Regions from separate parts of the Homo sapiens genome. Here region 2 is linked to region 1. Evidence: chromatin loops called from intact Hi-C (ENCODE). Cell type or tissue: Calu3. All regions are shown on one strand. Each heading gives the region's core, and the rest is flanking DNA. Links, peaks and the distances in the headings are about the cores only.

Region 1 (8,358 bases), core at 49-8,048:
GATAGAATTTCATTACAAGACCCAGTTGGACACTAGGTGTCACCAGAGTAAAGAAAATTCTGTTAACAATTTTTTTTTTTTTAAGTATTTAAGTGTGCTCGAATAACATCCAAAGAAAGTAAGTAGCAGGATTTTCTTTAAGATTCTGCACTTTATTTATTTTTAGGATTTATAACTCAAATTTTTAAGTTCCTGCTAGGATGAAATTTCACATAGAGCATGAACTTAAATGGGAATGATTATCCCACCTGCTCTCCACCTGTAAGTTAAAGAAAAAAGCAGATATTGATTTTTGCTGATTTAGTAGACCTGTAAGAAAGGTGGATTTCTTCTTAAAATGCAAGCATATGAAAATCATTGCAGAAAAACTGCCTCTTTAAGAATCTGTGCTTTCCTCATTAATAGCCAGTGCCCTTGAGCAAGAGTGAGGAGCTGGCAGCAGGTGATTTCAAGGAGCTGTTCCTTGTTCTTAAGTACAAAAGGTCATCTGATGCCCATAAAGAAAATGGGCCCTCTGAAGTCACTGTAGCCCACACTTAGACCTGAAAACTTTAAGGCATGAGAATCCTAGGTATTTCAGGTTCTTTGCTTACACTTCACTTTCAGTAACTATTTGGTGGGTTTTAAACTTTAAGTACTTATAGCCTCAAGTCAGAATCATCTATGGTTGCTATTGTAACCAAAGAGCTGTTACAGATAACAAAAAGCACTTACTTAAAAAGCTCATTTCTATCGATGGCTCTGTTGGTTTGGGGGTCAATTGCATAGACAGTCAAGTCACATTTGGTGTAATCTTCTAGGGAAAAGGCATCTCCATGCCGGCGAGCTCCAATGGACTCCACTACGACCTTGGCACCAGGAATTTGTTCCTGAACATAGCGATCCAAGATCCTATAAATCAAACAAAGTACAAACATGACAGTCCAATGGGCTTTCTGGGAGTAAAAAATTACTCTTAACTTGAAAAGACATTTAGTAAATGAAAAATGATGACAGCCTAGTTTTTTGTTAATGTTTACTGAATATAAACCCTTGAAAAACATTCTCTATATTTTTTCAGCATTTAGCTCCCAATGATGCTAGAAGCTGAATACGGTAGAAAAGGTCACCAACCATGTCCTATTTAACTTTAGGCTTTTTGAATTTATGATACTATTTGAGCTTTTACATGAGAAATGCCAAATATGCTGTACAAATAAAGCTGTCTATGCTTTATAGGAGGCATGGGGTCTTAGAACCCTTGACTTCACATGGTTGGTGTCATAAATTACATCTCCCACTAAAGTCTGTGACACATGACACGTAGCTATATGCTAAGAAGCAGGACTAGGATGCCTGTTTTCCCAAAGGTATAAAAATCCTTGCAGAATCACAGCAACGGGAGAATGTGGAGATATTTTGCAATGGCAGGATTACCACGTTAAGATAAAAATATGGCATGCAAATCTCAGACACTATTTAGGTGAATAAAAACAACATATACCATCTGGTATAAATTAGTGATATTTAATTTAAAAAGCAGAGACAATATTAATCAATAAGTAATTTTCCCATCTCATGACTGGATTTTAATTGAAAGTATGAATTATTACCATTTCCCAAATGTCTCATTCCTTATTAAAAACTTTATATTATTAACCCAAGTATATAAATATTAAGAGCATATAATTCAGTATTTACAGATGTTTAAATTTAAATAATTTTAATTACTATATATGATAAATATTCTAAAATTCGTAGACTCAATGCTCTTTTCTGAGTCTATATTTTGAGGTTTTTTTAGGGGGAGAAGGGCAATATATTCTAAAGTCCTTTGATACATCAGAAAATAACTTTTGCTTCTAATGCCACAATTGACATATTTCTTGCTCGACTGAAAGTATATTCCCTTAAGAGTCTTGTATGTGCTTGGTTTGCCTTGTTATTAGAACAATGAGGTTACTAAACTTTGGAGGAAATGGCTCTACCAGTGCATGCCAGGAGACACTACCAATCATAGTGAAATGTTTGCTTGCTTGTTTTTAAATGTTTGTAACCCAGTACTGTTGAAGTCTGTCTTATTGAAGTACTATTCATTATTTTCCTTTTCTGTCACCACTCCACGCCCACTGGTCTCTCGGCTTCGCAATTTCTTTTCTGATGACATCCTTGAAGTAGACTAAGAAAAGATGATGTGTAAAAAAGGAGGAGGAGCAAATTCACTTGGAAAATATCAGTTAATAGTTGAATGCCTGCAATTCCAGCTAGTCGGGAGATGAAACAGAAGAATCGCTTGAACCCGGGAGGTGGAGGTTGCAGTGACTCCAGCCTGGGCGACAGAGCAAGATTTTATCTCCAAAGGGAAAAAAAAAAAAAAAAAACAACCCCGGGAACCTGAAGATAATGGATGTACTGAGAGACACAGACTAGTCTAACATCATTTGGACTGTGTTTTTCAGATTTTTTTTCCTGAGAGATTTATGCTCATTTAACAAAAATAAGAGAGGCCTCGGAGTCAAACCATATTATACTCTTGACATTTTGTAGGAGGCACAAACAATAATGATATAATGTTGAGGAGTACAGATGTCTGGCTGGCTTCAATTTTAATTTCCTTTGCCTTTCAATTGCATAACCTTAGACAAGTAATCTTAAGCTCTCAAAGTCTCAGGTTTGTTTGTTTGCTTTTTGAGATGGAGTCTCATTCTGTCGCCCAGGCTGGAGTGCAATGGGGCAATCTCGGCTCACTGCAACCTCCACCTCCCGGGTTCAAGGGATTCTCCTGTCTCACGCCTGGATTACAGGCATGCACCACCACACCTGGCTAATTTTTGTATTTTTTAGTAGAGACAGTGTTTCACCATGTTGGTCAGGCTGGTCTCAAATTCCTGACCTCAAGTGATCCGCCCGCCTCGGCCTTTCAAAGTGCTGGGATTACAGGCATGAGCATCACATCTGGCCATGTTTCCTTAAATAGAAAACAAGGAAATAATGTACCACATGGGGCTGAATGTGCATTCGGTGAAATAAAGCTTTTACACAGTTCCTAGCACATAGTAACTATTCAACAAAATGAATCTTATTTTTATTAATTTGACTGAAATATTTCCATTAATAAGCTTCTTCCTTGTCTCAAATTCATTCAAGGCCTTTAATTAATTTGTGGAATAGGAAAGTATACTTCTCACTAGTATAATCAATCAGTTCACAAATCAAAACGCAAACAGGAGTACCTAGTTAAATACAATGCAATAGATGGCTCTCTGTCCCAATACTTTGGTCTAACAATTTATGCCTTCTCCAGTGCATTTTGGCATTGATTTGACATGTTCCAAGGAAATCCTTCATATAAGCATAGATTAATTGTGTGTGATCCTACAGTGAAGAAACATATCTATTGTGCTTGGGTTCTTTTCTATTTTCAGTGCAATACTGCAGAATCATTTCACTAAAAAAAATAGATGTGGAATAAAATATAACTGTACCAATTCCTTCATGGTAGCAGGGAATCATGAATAAAAGAAGTCTAAAAACAAATTATGTCATTTAAAACATGCAATAATGTCTTCACTTTGAGCATTTTTTTGTTAAACTTTTAAAGATCTTTTGGGACAAAGTATATCTTATGATAAAAAGAGATATAGCCTAATCTTAACTGCTTCTGTATCTTTTTCTTATAAATGTAAGTAAAACTAAATACCTTTTAATTGAGAACACATTTCATAAAAATCTATCTTTTCATTTATCATCTATATCTATATACTAAGTATTTTCTACATCTATATTCATTACCTATATGTATATAAATTTCCTCACATATATACATATACCCCCACACACACAAAGAAAAAGAGATTTGCAATGATGTTTATCTAACCCATAATATTTGTATCATACACACACATATCAAGAAAGATGTCCATAATGATGTTTATGTAATGTTAATAATGCTTAGAGCTGGATGGTATGATTTTGAGTTTACCTTTTATAACTTTCTTCTTCATATATTATATTGCTTATATTTCTTTATAATGGGAATAAAAGAACAATATAGTTATATTTTTAAAAAATCTCCTTAACTCCCTATTTCCTCTCCCCAACTTCGTGATAAAAAAAGTCTTCATATAAATCTATATTTTCTAGTTTAAAAATGAAAAAAATTAAATTGGATTCAGGGCTTTTCATAAAATTATAGCAAAACTCACTCAGGGAAGTGTTAAGTAGGAAAATTTTCATTTATTCATTCCTTCAACAGATGTTTATTCAATGCCTATCCTGGGCCAGAAGCCATTCCAGACACATGGAATACATCAGTGAACAAAATACAATCTTTGATGTCAAAGAAGAATTTACATTCAAATTGAACAAGACAAGTAACAGATCATGGATTGATAAAATTGGTAAAAGTGTTCAGAATAAATATCATTGAGACTTTGATATTTGAGCAAAAACTTTAGGGAACAATGTGTGCTGTGGCTATTCTAGGAATGAGTGTTCTAAGAAAAGAGAATTGCTAACTGCTTGTATAAATGTGCTGATGTAGTAGTGTGTGGCCAGAGCAGATCACGTGGGGACTTTGAGGATTGTAAGAGCATTGTTTTTTGTTCTGAGTGAGATAAGAATCTGTTGCTGGTTTTGAATACTAAAGTAATATGATCTACCTTACATTTAAAGGAGGCACACTGGTTGCTGTGTTGAGACTAGGCTGAGTAGAATCAGGAAAACTAGTTAGTAAAGAACTTAAGTACATGAAGGTTCATTAAATGCTCAGCCTACTCAATAATTTAGAAGAAAAGACACAACCCAATCCATGACTATTAGCCATATGAAATAAAATATAAATATCAGAGCAGATATAAGCAAAACTTTGACCAAAAAGAAAACACAAAAAATCAAGAAACAGAAAATTTGCTTTTTTGGAAAAAACATGATATGACCATAAAAACAGACACGTACACCAATGAAACAGAAGAGAAAACTCCAAAATAAATCCACACTCTTACAGCCAATCATTTTTGACCAAGATGTGAAGAACATACACTGGGGAAAGGACAATTTTTAATGTATGATGATAAGAAACTGGATATCCATATTCAGAAAAATAAAAATAGATTCCCATCTTTTTCTATGTACAAAAATCCACTCAAAATGGATTAAAAGCTTAAACATAAGACATAAAACTGTAAAACTACTAGTAGAAAATATTGGGAAGAGACTTCAGGACATTGGTGTGAGCAAAGATTTTGTAAGACTCCAAAGAAATATAAATTTTCCAATGAAAGCAAAAATAGGCAAATGGGATTACATTAGGCAGAAAAGCTTTTACACAGCAAATGAAACAATTGTCAAAGAGACAACCTATAGAATAAGAGAAAATATTTGCAAACTATCCAATCAACAAGAGATTAATAACCAGAATATATAAGGAACTCAACAGATAAAAACCAAATAATCCAATTTAAAAATGGGCCAAGGATCTGAATAGACAATTCTCAAAAGAAGATATACAAAGAGTCAATAGGCATATGAAAAAATGCTCGACATCACTAATCATCAAGGCAATGAAAATCAAAATCACAATGAAATATTATCTCATCCCAACTGTAATTGCTATTGTCAAAAAACAAACAAACAAAAAATAACAAATGCTGTAAGGATATGGAGAAGGAGGAACATTTATACATTCTTGGGGGGAATGTAAAATAGTACAGCCATTATGGAAAACAGTATGGAGGTTCCTCAAAAAACTAAAAATAGAACTATAACATGATTCAGTAATCCCACTGCTAGGTATACATCCAAAAGAAAGAAAATCAATATATTGAAGAGTTATCTGCATGCCTATGTTTATCACAGCACTATTCACAGTAGTCAAGATATGGAATCAACCAAAATGTTTATCAACAGATGAGTGGATAAAGCAAATACAGTATATATATACAATCAAATATTATTTAGCCATAAAAAGAACAAAATCCTGTCATTTGCAGAAACATGGAAGAAACTGAAGGTTATTATGTAAAGTGGAATAAGCCAGGCAAAGAAGAAATATCACATATTCTCATTCATATGTGGGAGCTAAAAAATGGATCTCATGGAGGTAGAGAGTAGAATGGTGCTTACCAGAGGCTGAGAGGGGAAGAAAGATGGGGATAATGATAAAATGGTTAATGGATACAAAAATACAGATAGAGAAAATAAATAAGTTATAGTATTCAACAGTACGGTAGGGAATTTATAGTTAAAAATAATGTGTTGTATATTTCAAAACAGCTAGATAAGAAGAATTGTAATGGTCCCAATACAAAGAAAAATATTGGAGTTGATGGATATTCCAATTATGCTGATTTATCAGTACACATTATATATATATGAATCCAAATATCACATATATCCCAAAAATATGTACAACTAGGTTATATCAATAGTGTATGTGTATACACACACACACACACACACACACACAAACAAAAAAAGAATTAAAAAATGAATGCCAAAAATTTCCCTGAATCTGACTTCTTGGTAGCAATATACGTATTTAAAATGCAAATAGTACAATCAAGTATGAAGCAAAACAGTATCTGATTATGTCGAGCATTCTCAAAACAGAGAACTGGCTGTGATTGGTCTTCTAAAAAGTGAAAAATATGTTAATAAATTTGGATGATAATTACAATTATTGAATAAAAATTACATTTTAAGGCTATATTGTTCCACTTTACTTTGAATGCTCTCTAACATACTCCTGTTAATGTCTATTTAATTATGTCACCTTTAGGAAAAGTTTTAAAAACAGAAAACTTCTAAAGAAATACGTTAATATAGCTAATACAAACATTTTATGTAACATATGTTAGTATAGTACCACATACTAATTAATGTCCAATACAAAACAGTTTATCTAAATAACCTTCTTAGAATAAATGCTGAAAGGTTTATTTAACTGATTTTTTTTCCTATGCAGATAGCATTATTTTAAAATCACAAACTAAGGGTGTCAATAAACAATTGGTTCGCTTAACTTACTTATTCTTGAACCAAGTTATTTTTGGTAGATGCTCTAAATTTCAATTTACAGCATTACCTTATCCAGTTACCTGTATATACATCTTCAATTAGTTTCAACTAGAAATTGCATTATGAAAAACTGTAGTGTAAGGTGTTTACTGATAGTTTTATAGCTGGGACAGGTATTTACTCATGGTTGATTTAGCTTTTTATTTATTTTTTTACACTAAAATTATTACAGCAGCCATAATCTCAATTACCCATTTGTCTGTGTGAATGAGTTGAGTTAAAATTACCATGTGATGAGAATTTCTGGTTTTGCATGCTCAGTTTACTCCCAAGAAAAGATGGGTTGGGTTTTTAATTAGGTTTGCCTCCTAAGAGGCAGTGTAACAGAGGAAACTCCATCTGCTGGTGGCTGGTAGACGTAGATTAAAATTAAACCTCCATTATTGTGTCTTTGTGGAAATTACTTAACTTTTCAAAGTTTCAGGGAATTTATCTGTACAGTGGGAAAAGTAGTCAAACCTACCTCAAAGGTCCTCTGTGATAGGTTAAGGAGACTACACCCATTAAATGCACAAAAATCTAACCAATATGAAGCGTGTCATAAATGTTGGCTACCTGTTGTGATGGTTACAAGAACTCTTCAGATTTCATGATTATAAACCCTACTTAGGCTTTTGTTGAGGTAAATGGCTTATATTTATCTAGCATCATAGAGAGTTCCACCCCAAGTGCTTATCAATATTTTTACACAAGCTTAGCTAAATTAATCAATAGGCATTGCAGCTGGCTGGAGGGATAAAAATACAGGCATACAGTTCCTACTGTTCTGAACTTCTTTCCTCCATTAATACAGACCCACAGGGACTCTACCCAGACCATATCCTAAGTAGTGCTCTAGATGCCATGGAGCATTTTGTTCATTACATTACATGGTAACCTCTCTGTGGTATCCCACAAGATAAAAATATTTTCCTCTAATCTGGAATTAGACTTTGAAAGAGTTCTTTTGTCCCAGAAGAGATATGGTTTTGTTAATTTTGTAACTGAGTCTGTTCTTTTTGTTTAGCTTGTTTGCTTCTTTCACTTTGGCCCTAACAAGGTGACAGTCAAGTTTGTGACTACTCTATATGGACTATACAGGCCTTTGCAGCATCTCTGTAATTACTTACTCTTACTCTGATCCTTTCTTTAACTTCTTTCTCATCTGTTTGCTTTATTTTTCTACACTCATTTTTAATGTATTTTACCTTTTTTTCTGTGTGAATCATTGTAAACTACTTCTGTTTTTCTTTGGAATAAGGTAGAAAATTAAAACAAAATTAAATTTAGCCTTTAATATTTATTAGACATATATGGAAGCAT
Region 2 (8,358 bases), core at 153-8,152, 280 kb after region 1:
GTCCATGTGTTATCATTGTTCAACTCCTACTTAAAGGCAGATAGAGAAAAAGGAAAGATCACCTACAAAGGTAACCCCATCAGGCTGAAGCAGACTTCTGATCAGAAGACTTACAAGCCAGGGGAGCCTGGGGATCTATTTTCAGCATGCTTAAAGAAAGCAAATTCCAACCAAGAATTTCATATTCCATCAAATTAAGCATCTTAAGCAAATGAGAAGTAAAATATTTTCCTGACAAGCACGTACTAAGAATATTTGTTACCACTAGAAAGCCTTCAAAGAAATCCTAAAGTAGTTCTAAACATGGGAACCAAGAACCATATCTGCTACCACAAAAACATACTTAAGTACATAGCCCACAGACCCTATAAAGCAACAACAAAATAGAAACTACAAAGTTACCAGCTAACAACTTAATGATAGAATCAAAATTTCACATATCAATATTAACCTGGTACATAAATGGCCTAAATGCCACCCTTAAAAGGCACAGAGTGGCAAGTTGGATTAAAAACAAAACAAAACCAAGATCCATATGGCTGCTGTCTCCAAGAGACCCACCTTATATGTAATGATACATGAAGTAAAGTAATGATGCTCAAAGTAAAGAGATGGAGTAAGATCTACTATGCAAACAGAAAAGGAAAAGAACAGGGATTACTATTCTCATATCAGATAAAACAGAGATTAAACTAACAACACTAAAAACAAAAAAGAAGAAAGAAAGAAAGGAACTACATAATGATAAAGGGTTCAATTCAAAAAGAAGATTTAACTATCTAGAACATAAACACACCCCACATTGTAGAGTCTAGATTCACAAAACCAGTACTCTAGACCTATACAAAGACTTAGCCACACAATAACAGTGAGGGAGATCAAGACCCCACTGACAGCATTAAACAGATTGTCAAGGCAGAAAACTAACAAAGAAATTCTGGACTTAAACTCAACACTTGAGCAACTGGATCCAATATGCATCTACAGAATACTCCACCCATGCACCACAGAATATACATTCTTCTCAACTGCACAGGGAATATACTCCAAGATTTACCACACGCTGAGTCATAAAGCAAGTCTCAGCAAATGAAAAAAAAAAAAGAAATCACAGCACCCATATTCTTGGACCCCAGTGGAATGAAAATAGAAAGCAATACCAATAATATTTCTCAAAACCCCATGATTACATGGAAATTAAACAGCTTGCTCCTGAGTGACTTTTAAGTAAACAACAATATCAAGCCAGAAACATAAAAAATTATTTGAAATAAATCAAAACAGAAACACAACATAAAAAATCTCTGGGATGTTGCAAAATCAGTGTTAAGAAGAACATTTATAGTGATAAATGCCTACCTCAAAAAGTTAGAAAGATCTCAAATTAATGATCTAACATTATACTAGAGGAAGTAGATAAACAAGAACAAACTAATCCCAAAGCTAGAAGGAAAATAAGACAACTCTAATTAGAGTTGAACCAAATGAAATTGAGACCCAAAATTCCACACAAAGGATAAATGAAACCATAGTTTCATAGTTGGTTCTTTGACAGGATAAACAAGATCAATAGACTGTTAGTTAGATTAATAAAGAGAAGAAAAGAAAAATTCAAGTAGGCACAATCAGAAATGACAAAAGTGGTGTAATGTCACAGCCGATCACACAGAAATACAAAACTCCCTCATAGACAACTATGAACATTTCTATGCACACATACTAGAAAATCTAGAGGAAATGGAAAAATTCCTGGAAACACACAACCTCTCAAGATTGAATCGGGAAGAAATTGAAACACTGATGAAACCAATATTGAGTTCAAAAAGTGAATCAGTAATAAGAAACCTAACAACCAAAAAACAGTAATAATAAGCCCCAGTCCAGATAGATTAACAGCTGAGTTCTACCAGAGGTCCAAAGAAGAGCTGATAGTAATTCTATTAAAACTATTCCAAAAAATCAAGGAGGGGTGATTCCTAACTGATTCTATGAAGCCAGCATCACCTAATATCTAAACCGGGCAAAGACACATACACACACACACACACACACACACACACACAGAGACAGACACACACACACACACAATGAAACTACTGGCCCATGCCTCTGAAGAACACAGACACAAAAATTCTCAACAAAATACTTACACGTCAAATTCAACAACACATCAAATATTTAATTTACGATGATCAGGTAGGGTTAATTCCTGAGATTCAAGGTTGTTTCATCATATTTCAACATATACAAATCAGTAAATGTGATCCGATCACATGAACACAATTTAAACTAAAACCATATGATCACCTCGAGAGACGCGGAAAAAGCTTTCAACATAATTCAACATCCCTTCATGGTAAAATCCCTCAAGAAACTAGGCATCAGAGGTACATATCTCAAAATAATAAAAGCTATCTACAACAAACCCATAGCCAGCATCATATTGAATGATCAGAACTGCAAGCATTCCTCTTGGAAGTGGATCAAGACAGAGAGATCTTGTCTCACCACTCCTATTCAGGACAACACTGGAAGTGCTAGCCAGATGTTAAACTTTTTTTTTCATATATTTGCTGGAGGCAAGAGGAAGAAACAAAAGCATCCAAATAGCAAAAAAAAAAGAAAAAAAAATCAGACTATCTGCCTTCACTGGTGATATGATTTTATACCTAGAAAACCCTAAAGACTCTCTCAATAAGTTATTAGAACTGATCAACAATTTTAGCAAGGTACTAGGATACAATCAATGAACAAAAATCTGTAGGAGTTCTATACACCAATAACTAAGAGCCAAATCAAGAACACAATTCAATTTACAACAGCCACAAAAGAAGTAAAATACCTAGGCATAAATCTAACCAAGGAGGTAAAAGATCTCTGCAGGAAGAACTACAAAACACTGCTAAAAAAAAAAAAAAGGGAACCCTTGACAAAAATAAGCACTGTGGAAAGGACTCCCTATTCAATAAATGGAGCTTGGATAGCTGGTGAGCTATATGCAGAAGAATGAAACTGGATACCTACCTTTTACTACATACAAAAATTAACTCAAGATGGCTTAAATATTTTAATGTAAGAACTAAAACTATAAGAATCCTAGAAGAAAACCTAGGAAACACTATTCTGGACATCACCTTTGGCAAAGGATTTATGATTAAGTCCTCGAAAGCAATTGCAACAAAAATGATCATTGATAAGTTGGACCTAATTAAACTAAAGAGCTTCTGCACAGCAAAAGAAACCATCGACAGAGTGAACAGATAACCTACAGAACAGGAGAGAATATTCCCAAAATACGCATCCAACAAATGTCTTATATTCACAATCTACAAGTAGCTTAAAGAATTAAACAAGCAAAAACAAAAAATTCCATCAAAAAATGAGTAAAAGACATTAATAGGCACTTCTCAACAGAAAGGGATACAAGTAGCCAAGAAATATATGAAAAAAATGCTTAATATCACTAATCATCAGAGAAATGCAAGTCAAAACCACTATGAGATACCTACTCACACCAGTCAGGGTGGCTATTATTTAAAAGTAAAACAACAACAGATGATGGGAGGCTGCAGAGAAAATAGAATACTTATATACTCTTGGTGGGAATGTAGATTAGTTCAGCCACAGTGGAAATCAGTTTGGAGATTTCTCAAAGAACTAAAAATAGAACTACCATCTGACCCAGCAATGCCACCCAAAAGAAAATAAATTGACTGAAAAGACACAGGCACTTGTATGCTCACAGCAGTACTCTTCATGATAGCAAGGACATGGAATCAACCTAGGTGCCCATCGGTGGTGGAGCATATAAAGAAAATGTGGCACATATACACTACGGAATACTACATAGCCCTAAAAAAGGAAATTGTGTCCTTCTTAGCAACCTGGATACAGCTGGAGGCCATCATCCTAATTGAATTAACACAGAAATAGAACAACAAATATTACATATTCTCACTTATAAGTGAGAACTAAATGGTGCATACATGTAGACATAAACTTGGGAACAAAAGACACTGGGGAGTACTAGAGGGGGCTGGCTGAGAGGGAGCGTAGCAAGGCTGGAAAAACCAACTGTTGGGTGCTGTGCTAACTACCTTGGTGACAGGATTAATTGTACCCCAAACATCAGCATCATGTGACATACCCATATAATAAACGTGTACATGTACCCTTTGAATCTAAATAAAAACGGAAAAATAAAGAATGGCAAAATTAAAAGAAAAACAAACAATACATTTTGCTAAATGAAATAAGTCAGACACAAAAGGACACATGCTATATGATTCCACTTATATAAGGTAGCTATAACAGTCAAATTAATAGAGACAGAAAGTTACATGGTGGGTGCCAGGAGCTGTGGGCTGGTGTTTGGGGAGTTAGTGTTTACTGAGTACGGAGTTTCAGTTTGGGAGGATGAGAAAGTTCTGGAAACAGACGGTGATGATGTTGCACAAAAATGTGAATGTACTTAATGCCAAAGATGGTTATAATGGTAAGTATCGTGTTCCATATTTTTATTACAACTACAATAATAAAAGATATGTAGGAATTTGCCAGATGAACAAGATGAAAAAGGGCATTGCCATGAAATAAACATAATGAATCTGAAAAAAATAAAAGCATCTTTGATTGCAAAAGAGCAAATTGCAAATATCCAAAGTAATCCTTGTAATACACGTGACATTATAAATTTTACGATGCAGTGCCTATGATTCACGCACACTGTACCTGAACCAGCTGTGAAACATTCATGAATCATAAACTCCTGTATCATCTTCAGAGCAAAAATGCATCCTATTTTACAAGAAATATTCATCAAAAAAGGGAAAGAGAAGTAAAAACCCTGAAATTTCTAGAACCTTTCAAAGATATCAGAAAAACAAATCAATACCTCTGACAGGACCTGTTAATTCAGAGGGTCATGCTGTAAGACAGCTTGCATTTAATTCAAACTGTTTTGGAACAAGATCAATTCTGTAGTGAGATCAAGGCAGCAGAAATTTTTCCTCAGGGCTAAAAATAATAATTCCTTGAGGCCCAGACATTAAATTCCATGGCTTCTTGAAACTATTCAAAAATGAGAAGAATGGATAAAGATTAAAAGAAAACACATGCTGCAAGCTGACAAAACACCTTTTTAGACTTACACCCAATTCGTTCATTAGTCAAATGTGTGGTTTTTTTTTTCCCTTCAGGTAACTGGAGGTGTCAACATTCAACTTCTTGGTCTGTTTCTCGTCATTTTCTATTTTCTCCTGCTATTTGTCTCTGAGCTGTTATACCTGTTATTGCAGTTTCCAACAAGAAAAAGCCAGGAAAAGGAAAGAGAATCAAAGCATCAGAGCGAGTCACCTCACTGGGAGGTGGAACCAGAAGTTTTAAAGCAGTAGCAAAATTTGTATGTTCTGGGTGTCAGTGGACACTTTCTGTATAATAATTTTATTTTACTTTTGTTAAGAATCATGAAGCAACCACAAAAAATTAAATCAAGGCTTATCAAGTAGATGTTTGAAAGAGAAACAATGATTCACCTTATAGGTAGATGTACTTTGCTATTGAAGGGATTGTGGGCAAGTCTAAGCAAAGCTGAAGGGAATAAGGAAATTTCATTCCTTAGAGAAGACAGCATAGAATAATAGTACAGAGAGTGTAGGGTAGAACAGCTTGCATTCTAATCCCACATCTGCAACAGGATTCTCTTTGACATAGGAAAAGTTACTTCTGCTTTGTTGGGAGTATTAAAAATGGAGAAGTTTTCAAGTGCTTAGTGTAGTTCCTGGCTTATGATAGCATCAATTAAAATTAGGTATTGATGCTATTATTATTAATATTGATCTCTTAGCCATCTATATCTTCAGCATCCAAAGTGTCAGTTTGTTCTTTAAATTGCAATTGACCCTTTTTTCTCAATAGAATAGCTAGTAAAATAATAAAGTGGAATTTCTTGGAATGTATCCATTCTCCTCTTTTACATTTCATTTTTTTATTCATTATTTCAAATGCCCAGTACCTTCTTGTTCACCCTAAAATCTTTTATGAGTTTATGAGTTAACAGGAAAACAGATTCCTTTTAGAAAATTGGAATAAAAAGAATTACCATTTTTTTTTTTTTTTTGAGACCGAATCTCGCTCTGTGGCCCAGGCTGGTGTGCAGTGGCATGATCTCAGCTCACTGCAAGCTCCGCCTCCCAGGTGCAACTGATTCTCCTGCCTTTGCCTCCCAAGTATCTGGGATTACAAGCATGCACCAACACACCCAGGTAATTTTTGTATTTTTAGTAGAGACAGGGATTCACCATATTGGCCAGATGGGTCTGAAACTCCTGACCTAAGGTAATCCAACCCCTCAGCCTCTCAAACACTTTTTTCTACATTTCAAACTCTTTGCAATTTACCTGCTATCTCATTTAATCTCCTCTTCCCTACACTGAAGACAATCAACCTCCCTCCTATTAACCAACCACTTATCCTGCCTCCTTATGTACCTTAAATACGAAAGATAAGATAGTCCCCATTATTTTAATAAATATTTATTGAATATATTCTTGACAAGTAATCCTGCTTGTATTTTTAGCTAGCTAATGTGAGATACATCTTTGACATGGTTAAATGTATGATCCCTTAATTAATTTAATATAATAAACTAATGCTACATTATAGGGGTATAAACACTTTTAAAAATATATTTTCTATTTTAAAGTTGGCTTTATACTTAACATAAATATAATGGACACTTTGTTTATTTTTGAATGATTATCAATCATTCAAAGGTCAGTACATCTGACCTTTCACAAAAAAAGTAAAAGGTCAAATGTAAAAATTGTAGGTTTTGTGGTTCACATATAGACTCTGCATATTATTCTTTAATTTTTGTTTTTGGTTCCATATTTTTGTTTGTTTATATGTTTCTTACAAACCTTTTAAAATACAAAAAATATTCTATCTTACTTGTCTCTCAAAACATAGGCCATTTAACCCAGGAACTGTATTTGGTCAATCTGTGCTTCACTGTAAATGTTCTTTGTTATTTTAAAAGCAATACGGACATATTTCAAGTAAATTATTGTTTTCACTACCACTCATTTTCAGATGTAAGTCCACAGGTTAACATAAATAAGAAAGTAGCAGCCAAAAACAAAAAAAAGAGAGAACAGTAAGAAAAACATTTTAAGTCAAAGGAAAATTGCCAGCTTTTATCTTCTCCTAAATCCCAATCCTTCACTCCTAAAGGAACACATTAAGTGCAAAGGGGGTCATACTTTTATTCCATTGCAAAAAGGGTCATACTTTTATTCCATTCCCCATGTATACATTTGTTATCCATTTGGCAAATTGTGGTTGAATTTCTCTTGGGATGACCTCGCCAGCAGTAGGTGAATGGATCATTTGATTCAACACTAGTTCGTAAGTGATTGTTCTTTTCAATCAGGCACACACTCACTGCTGATAACTGCATATTTTGACTATTTGTAGAAGTGTTAAAGGAACTAAGAATTTTATCGTAAATAAGCCATGTTGGAACAAATATCAAGGCCTTGAGAATAATATACTTTATACCTTTGCTCAACATATAATGTAGGAAAATATCCAATTAAGAGTCTAGAAATGGAGTGAGGAAGGGCCAGCTGAGTATTTTGTTTAATTTTTAATTGTTAACTCTTATAGTACCTTCATAAAGTTTCCAAATCTTTTCCTTTTTCTTGCTTTTGCTGTAAATACAAAAGTCCAAGCCTGCATTATATTATACTCAGTTTGAATAAGGAATATCAGCTCCTTAAGAATAAAATGAAACAGTTTTATTCTTCCCAAGATCTTTTCAGGCTTTTATATTGATCATCTTCATTTCTGCTGTGTAGCTGGCTTCATCAATGATGTCTCAATTTATGTCTATAATTGTTATTTTGCAAAACTGTCTCATTTTAATTAATATGATGCCTTACTCATTATTTTTAAATTATTTTCTTCATTATTTTAAAACTAATTTTATTTCTAAGGACTGGGAACAGGGTGGGTGGATGTGATAATCTCACACATGTTCTTGTCTTTTTTCCTTTTATTTTCCCTCTGGTGCTGGGATAGAGAGGATGAAGAAAGAAAAATGTATTCGTTAGATGAATTATCTGTATTGAGGTTGTTCTAGGATTACTGTGCTAGAGGAAGGACCCCCAATAAATTCCACCATTAAGAGGCTCAATATCAAGCAACAATCCTGTGATCTAGTGGCACTGTATGGAATTCTAACGTATCTTTTAGCTAATGTCCAGGTGGTAGTCTGTGTTACATCTTGATATGCATACCTCTCTTCTTCACATGCTTCAGTATCCTTTATTTTATTTATAATTAGAAGCACAAACT

The links. A loop is a pair of places that touch in the nucleus more often than their neighbours do. Peaks named below come from ENCODE experiments on the same cell type or tissue, not always from the same donor. Only the 100,000 strongest peaks of a DNase experiment are listed, where the experiment ranks them.
Region 2: it touches region 1 in a loop (2.2-fold over the local background); 3 of 110 quality-filtered maps call a loop at or near these places.

What each region holds. Positions count from the first base shown.
Region 1 is chr10:53,839,606-53,847,963 of GRCh38, forward strand. It overlaps PCDH15 (protocadherin related 15), which reads right to left. Exons shown (of 38, transcript NM_001384140.1): 29 at 715-891. Among named protein-coding and RNA genes, the nearest start is that of MIR548F1, 760 kb to the right of the region's middle. In Calu3, for the core only: no CTCF peak of the experiment used is centred there; a DNase peak (open chromatin) is centred at 4,546.
Region 2 is chr10:54,119,971-54,128,328 of GRCh38, forward strand. All of the region lies in intron 15 of PCDH15 (protocadherin related 15), which reads right to left. Among named protein-coding and RNA genes, the nearest start is that of MIR548F1, 480 kb to the right of the region's middle. In Calu3, for the core only: no CTCF peak of the experiment used is centred there; no DNase peak of the experiment used is centred there.